Linked DNA regions of Homo sapiens: region 1 is linked to region 2. Evidence: chromatin loops called from intact Hi-C (ENCODE). Cell type or tissue: heart left ventricle. All regions are shown on one strand. Each heading gives the region's core, and the rest is flanking DNA. Links, peaks and the distances in the headings are about the cores only. Region 1 has its middle 19 kb from the start of ZKSCAN2. Region 2 has its middle 43 kb from the start of C16orf82.

Region 1 (2,903 bases), core at 255-2,754, 1.8 Mb after region 2:
AGAATGAGAGGCCACGTGGAGGAAAACTGAGGTGCCTCAGCTGACCTTAGAAGCTTGAGCATGCCCAGTTAAGATCAGCTAAGCCTGGTCTAGAACAGAAAAGCCAACCACCTGAGCCCACCCCTAATTGCCAAATCCCAGAATTATGCATGAGGTAGTAAAAGATGCCAATTCATTTTATCACATTCTCATAAAGGTCAGCATCTTTCATAAGCAGAGCTGTGTTGTAGCTTCATTTGACAAATATTTATTAAGCCTATTATTACATGCTAGGATTGTCTAGGCACTGATGAAATAAAATGAAAAAAATAAAAATAAAAAAAAGTTTCTGCCCTCATGAAGCTTACATTCTAGAGGTAAGAGACAGAATGTTATTTTGTTTTTTTGAGATAGGGTCTTGCATTGTCACCCAGGCTGGAGTGCAATGGCACAATCATAGCTCACTGCAGCCCCCACCTCCCAGGCTCAGGTGATTTTCCCAGCTCAGCCTCCTGAGTAGCTGGAAGTGCAGGCCCACTCCACTGTGCCCAGCTGATTTTTTATTTGTTTGTGGTAGAGATGAGGTCTTGCTATGTTGCCCAGGCTGGTCTCCAACTCCTGTGCTCAAATAATCCTCCCACCTCCACCTCCCAAAGTGCTGGAATGACAGGCATGAGCCACCATGCCCAACCACAGAATTTTTTTTTTTTTAATTACTAAGTGTAACAGATTGAGCAAGAGTGATGAGTGCTCTGGAGAAAAAGAATAACACTATGTATAACCCTATGATCCAGGAACTTTTCAAATGAGGGTGTAGAGTGTTGAGAGGGGCTGTAATAGTAAATGAGAAGACCAGATAAAACCTCTATAAGGAGATGATCAAGTGAAGATCTGAAGCAGGTAAGGGAATGAGCCTCATTGATATCTGGGGAGGAGTCTTCCAGGGCAAGGGAACAGCGAGAACAGTTTCTGAGGATGCGCTGGGGCCAACAAGTGTATAGGATTCAAAGACAGAGAAGTAAAAGGGGGGCCTGATTGCGTAGGGTCGTGTGGTGACTCTAAGGAATCTTTTGTAAATTCTTGTGTAGATTTAATATTTTAACGACGCGTGTGGTTGATAATTTTAAAAAACATATACAGATCAAAAACAGGCTGGGCACAGTGACTCACGCCTGTGATACCAGCACTTTGGGAGGCCCAGGTGGGTGGATCACCTGAGGTCAGGAGTTCGAGACCAGCCTGGGCAACATAGTGAAACCCCGTCTCTACTAAAAGTACAAAAATTAGCCAGGCATGGTGGCGGGCATCTGTAATCCCAGCTATTCAGGAGGCTGAGGCAGTAGAATCGCCTGAACCCGGGAAGCAGAGGTTGCAGTGAGCTGAGATCGCGCCGTTGCACTCTAGCCTGGGTGTCAGAGGGAGACTCTGTCTCAAAAATATATATATACGTGTGTGTGTGTGTGTGTGTGTGTGTGTGTGTGTGTCAAAAACAAATAGCAATCCTGAGCTGCACCCGTGGATTGCAGTATTAGTGGACTCTACATGAATTTTATTATAATCCCTGGCCCCATATTCACAGAGCTTGCTGGAGACAGCAAGAGTGATGTCATTTTTGGGCACAAACTGCCCTCTGCTGTTCACTTTTGGATTAACAGCCACCATTATCACCTGAAGAAGCAAACGCTGTCCTGGTAGAAAACAGATAATCAGTTATCAGGACACCCCGTCTTCCTTGCCAATAAGTTTGACTATTTCCAGAAGCTCTTAAAAAACAATATAAGAGGAAAGGATATCTCCCAAATCTTCGTCATTCATTTCTATCCAAATATTACATTATCTCTTTCTTTTCTTTCTTCTTTCTTTTTTGTCTTGTCTTTTGCCTTGCCTTGCCCTGCCCTGCCCTGCCCTGCCCTGCCCTGCCCTGCCCTGCCCTGCCTTGCCTTACGGGTCTTGCTATCTCACTCAGGCCAGAGTGCAGTGGCGTGATCATAGCTCACTGCAGCCTCAAACTCCCAGGCTCAAGCGATCCTCCTGCTTTAACTTTCCAGGTAGCTGGGACTACAGGTGCACACCACCCTGCCTGCCTAATTTTTTGATTTTTTGTAGACAGGGTCTCACTATATTGCCCAGGCTGGTCTTGAACTCCTGGGCTCAAGGGATCCTCCCGCCTCAGCCTCCCAAAGTGCTGAGATTACAGTAATGAACCACCAGCCCAGGCCTATATTTTTTTATTTTTATTTTTTTGAGATGGAGTCTCACTCTGTCGCCCGGGCTGGAGTGCAGTGGCACAATCTCAGCTCACTGCAACCTCCACCTCACAGGTTCAAGCAATTCTCCTGCCTCAGCCTCCTGAGTAGCTGGGATTACAGGTGCCCACCACCATGACCAGCTAATTTTTTTCTATTTTTAGTAGAAACAGAGTTTCACTATGTTGGCCAGGCTGGTCTCGAACGTCTGACCTCGTGATCCACCTGCCTCAGCCTCCCAAAGTGCTGGGATTACAGGCATGAGCCACCACACCCGGCCTTATTTTTTATTTTTTTAAGATTTTTTTAAAAACAGTTTTAGGGTCATAGCAACATTGTGAGGAAGGCAGAGAGAATTCCCATTCACCCCCTTCCCTACACATGCACAGCCTCCCCCATGATCGACATCCCCCACCAGAGTGGTACAGTTGTTGCAACTGAGGCACCTACCAGTACTGATGCGTCATTATCACCAAAGTCCCTAATTTACATTAGGGTTCACACTTGACATTGCATATTCCGTGGGTCTGGACAAATGTATAATGCCATGTATCCACCATTACAGTATCACACAGAGTATTTTCACTGCCCTAAAACCCTCTGTGTTCTGCCTATTCATCCCTACCCACCCACCCCTAAACCCTGGCAATCACTAACCTTTTTGTTGTCTCCATGGTT
Region 2 (2,903 bases), core at 112-2,611:
ACCCGGCCCCCAACCCATCACTTTTTAGTGTATCACCTTGTTGTATTTATTTCTTAGTACTTATTAATATTCAGATCATCGTGTGCATTTGTTGGTTGACTTTTGTATCGCCTGTCTTCAGCACTAAGTACCATATTTACCACGATCTCCTCACTGTCTAACATAGCTCCTGGCATCCAGCAGACACTCCGTAAATATTAATTGAATGTACCAGTGAGTTGTTGGGTGAAATGAAGCCCCACAAGTCAGCACTGTCCCTCCTGACATGGAGGAGAGAGGCAGGAGATAGGTGGCAGGGACTGTGTGGGCTCTGCCTCTGAGCCTCCCCGACCCCCTCCCTCGCCCCCTCCCTGTCTTTCCTGACCCCCTCCCTGAGCTCCCTGCCCACAGCTGAGGTCACCAGGGATGCTGGCAGGGACTGCAGCCTCTGGCCACTTTGGAGGTTGGCTCCCCACACACCCCCGGGTCTGGCAGCTGTTTGAGGTCAGCTCCCGGAGCTCATGGGAGTTTCCTGATGTAAGGCTGGTCTGGAGGGTCTGGGCAGCAGACTGTAGGCAGGTGGCGTTGAGCAAACCTCTGGAGCTCCCAGCATCTTTTCTTGTAGGATGGGAAGATCCTAGCATCCACTTTGAGCTGTATGGTGGAGTCCCGAGCCTGAGGGCTCAGGATGGGCCTTGGTGCCTTCAAACCGGGGCACTGCCACTTCCTAGCTGTGCGCGCTTGATTTCTCTGGGCCCAGCTGCAAAGTGGGGATAAATAGTACGACCTCATGGCTCCGGCTGGATTAGAGGAGTCCGCCTAGGAGAAGTGGCGGCCAAGAGCAAGCCCCTAGGCAGGATCAGCCGCGCCCTTTCGAGGGTCCAGGCCTGGTCCCAGAGATCCCAAGGGCCAGGGCCACGCCTGGGGTCCCCCTGCTCCCTGGGACCCTCTCGGAGCAGCTCCTTCTCCACTTCCCAGGCTCTATCCGTGGCCGCTGGGCTGCAGCAAAGAGCTTCTCTGAGTGCTTCGAACGTGCCTCTTAAAAAAAAAAAAAAAAAAAAAAAAAAAGGAAAGCCCTTTCTTGGAGAGTTGCCCACGGCAGACACAATTTAAATTAACTTAAACTATTTCCTTCCCCTCCCCCACCTCGTTATCCTTTTTCAGAGAGTAGGGAAGAGAAAACGTTTTCGGGAGAAAGCTACGGGAGGAGCTCCTCTCTCTCTCTTCCGTCCAGCGGATGCCGGGGCTGCAGAGGCCAAAGTTTGCAGCGGGCGCGGCGGGGCGGGAGCGGGGAGCGGCGGGTGGGGCGGCTGCTAAGGGAACGCGCGGGCGGCTCCCGGAGCCCGGGGAAGGAGGGGCGGCCGCCCCCGGTCCCGCCGCCGCCTCTGCAGTGCCGCGCATCGCCGCTGGGGGGCAGCAGGGCCCCGCGGAGGCCAAGTCCCGTCGGAGACCGCACAGCTCCTGGTCTCGTACCCCAGACCCGCCTTCCCTGACCTCCGCCCTGGCTGCTCACGGGACCCCGGGGACCAGAGGTCGCCGAGGCAGCAGCCCGCTCTCCTTGCTCCTCCCCTCTTTCATCTATCCCTAATTCATTAATTCATCCGTCCTTTCCGCCTTCGTTTCTCCAACCCCCACATATCACTTTTTCTCCCTTCTCCTCCTTTCCCTATCTTCTTTTCTTCCCTTCCTCCTCTTCATTCATTCATTCCTCCCTCGTATCCTTTCACCCACCCACCCACCACTCATCCATTCTTCCGTCCATCCACCCATCATCTATCTATCCCTCCAACTTCCCCTCCTTCCTTTCCTTCCTCCCTGCCTTCTTCCCTTTTCCCTCTTTCCCTTCCTTACTCTCTCTCCTTTCCTCCCTCCCTCCCTCCTTTCTTCCCTTCTTTCCCTTTCATTCTCCCTCTCTTTTCCTCCTTCCCTTCCTCCCTCTCTCTTTCCCTCCCTCCCCCTCCCTTCCTCCCTCCCTCCTGCCCTTTTTTCCTCCCTCCCTTCCTCCCTTCCTTCCCTCTTCTTTTCTTCCCCCACTCTTTCCTCCCTTCCTTTCCTCCATCCCTCTTTCCTCCCTTTCTCTTCCTTTCTTCTGGATTCTGGAGTCAGATTTAACTTCAGTCTCTGGGTACGTGGTTACCTGGCCTGCATGGCTGTTTCTGCACCTGGGAGGGGAGGACGCCTGGCCAGCCTCACAGAGCCGCGGGCAGGATCGAACCGGACAGTCGCAGAAGAGCCTTGCACAGGCTCCGCACCAGTGAGAGCCCAGGGCTGTGCCAGGAGGGGCACGTCCAGGCCCTTACTTCTCTAATCTGGCTGCGCCTTAGAATCACCCGGGAGCCTTTAAGACATACCGGTAACCAGAACTTCTGGTGGGTCCCAGACACTATTTTATTTTATTATTTTATATTTTATTTTATTTATTTTATTTTTGAGACAGAGTCTCCCTGTGTCGCCAGGATGGAGGGCAGTGGCTCCATCTTGGCTCACAGCAACCTCTACCTCCCGGGTTCAAGCAATTAATTCTCCTGCCTCAGCCTCCTGAGTAGCTGCCTGCCACCACCCCAGCTAATTTTCGCAGTTTTGTAGAGATGGGGGTTTCACCGTGTTGGCCAGGCTGGTCCCGAACTCCTGACCTCTAGTGATCCGCCTGCCTTGGCCTCCCAAAGTGCTGGGATTACAGGCCTGAGCCACTGCGCCTGGCGTTTGCTTTTTATTTTAATGGGCAGCCAGGGTGGAGAAATGATGCTCACGTTGTTTTTGATAGAGGCCAACTAGTGCCAGGTGAATGGGGGTATGGGGGTGAACAGAGGCAGTGGGACTTGACCGCACCCTCTGCCCACTGGCACATCTCCCCTCCTCCCGCTCCTCTAGGAGTCTTGGGGACTCCAGGATCCCTGCGGTGCTCCTGCCGCAATGCACCAAGC

What was found. Peaks named below come from ENCODE experiments on the same cell type or tissue, not always from the same donor. Only the 100,000 strongest peaks of a DNase experiment are listed, where the experiment ranks them.
Region 1: a loop joins it to region 2, with 11 times the contacts of the local background. A loop is called at or near these places in 19 of 110 quality-filtered maps.

What each region holds. Positions count from the first base shown.
Region 1 is chr16:25,275,528-25,278,430 of GRCh38, reverse strand. No RefSeq gene overlaps it. Among named protein-coding and RNA genes, the nearest start is that of ZKSCAN2, 19 kb to the right of the region's middle. In heart left ventricle, for the core only: a CTCF peak has its summit at 1,635 (motif pointing left); no DNase peak of the experiment used is centred there.
Region 2 is chr16:27,108,319-27,111,221 of GRCh38, reverse strand. No RefSeq gene overlaps it. Among named protein-coding and RNA genes, the nearest start is that of C16orf82, 43 kb to the right of the region's middle. RefSeq lists enhancers at 132-678, 679-1,227 and a silencer at 1,266-1,465. In heart left ventricle, for the core only: CTCF peaks have their summits at 1,187 and 1,386 (motif pointing right); DNase peaks (open chromatin) are centred at 471, 971 and 1,401; H3K4me3 peaks cover 1,108 bases; H3K27ac peaks cover 713 bases; H3K27me3 peaks cover 703 bases.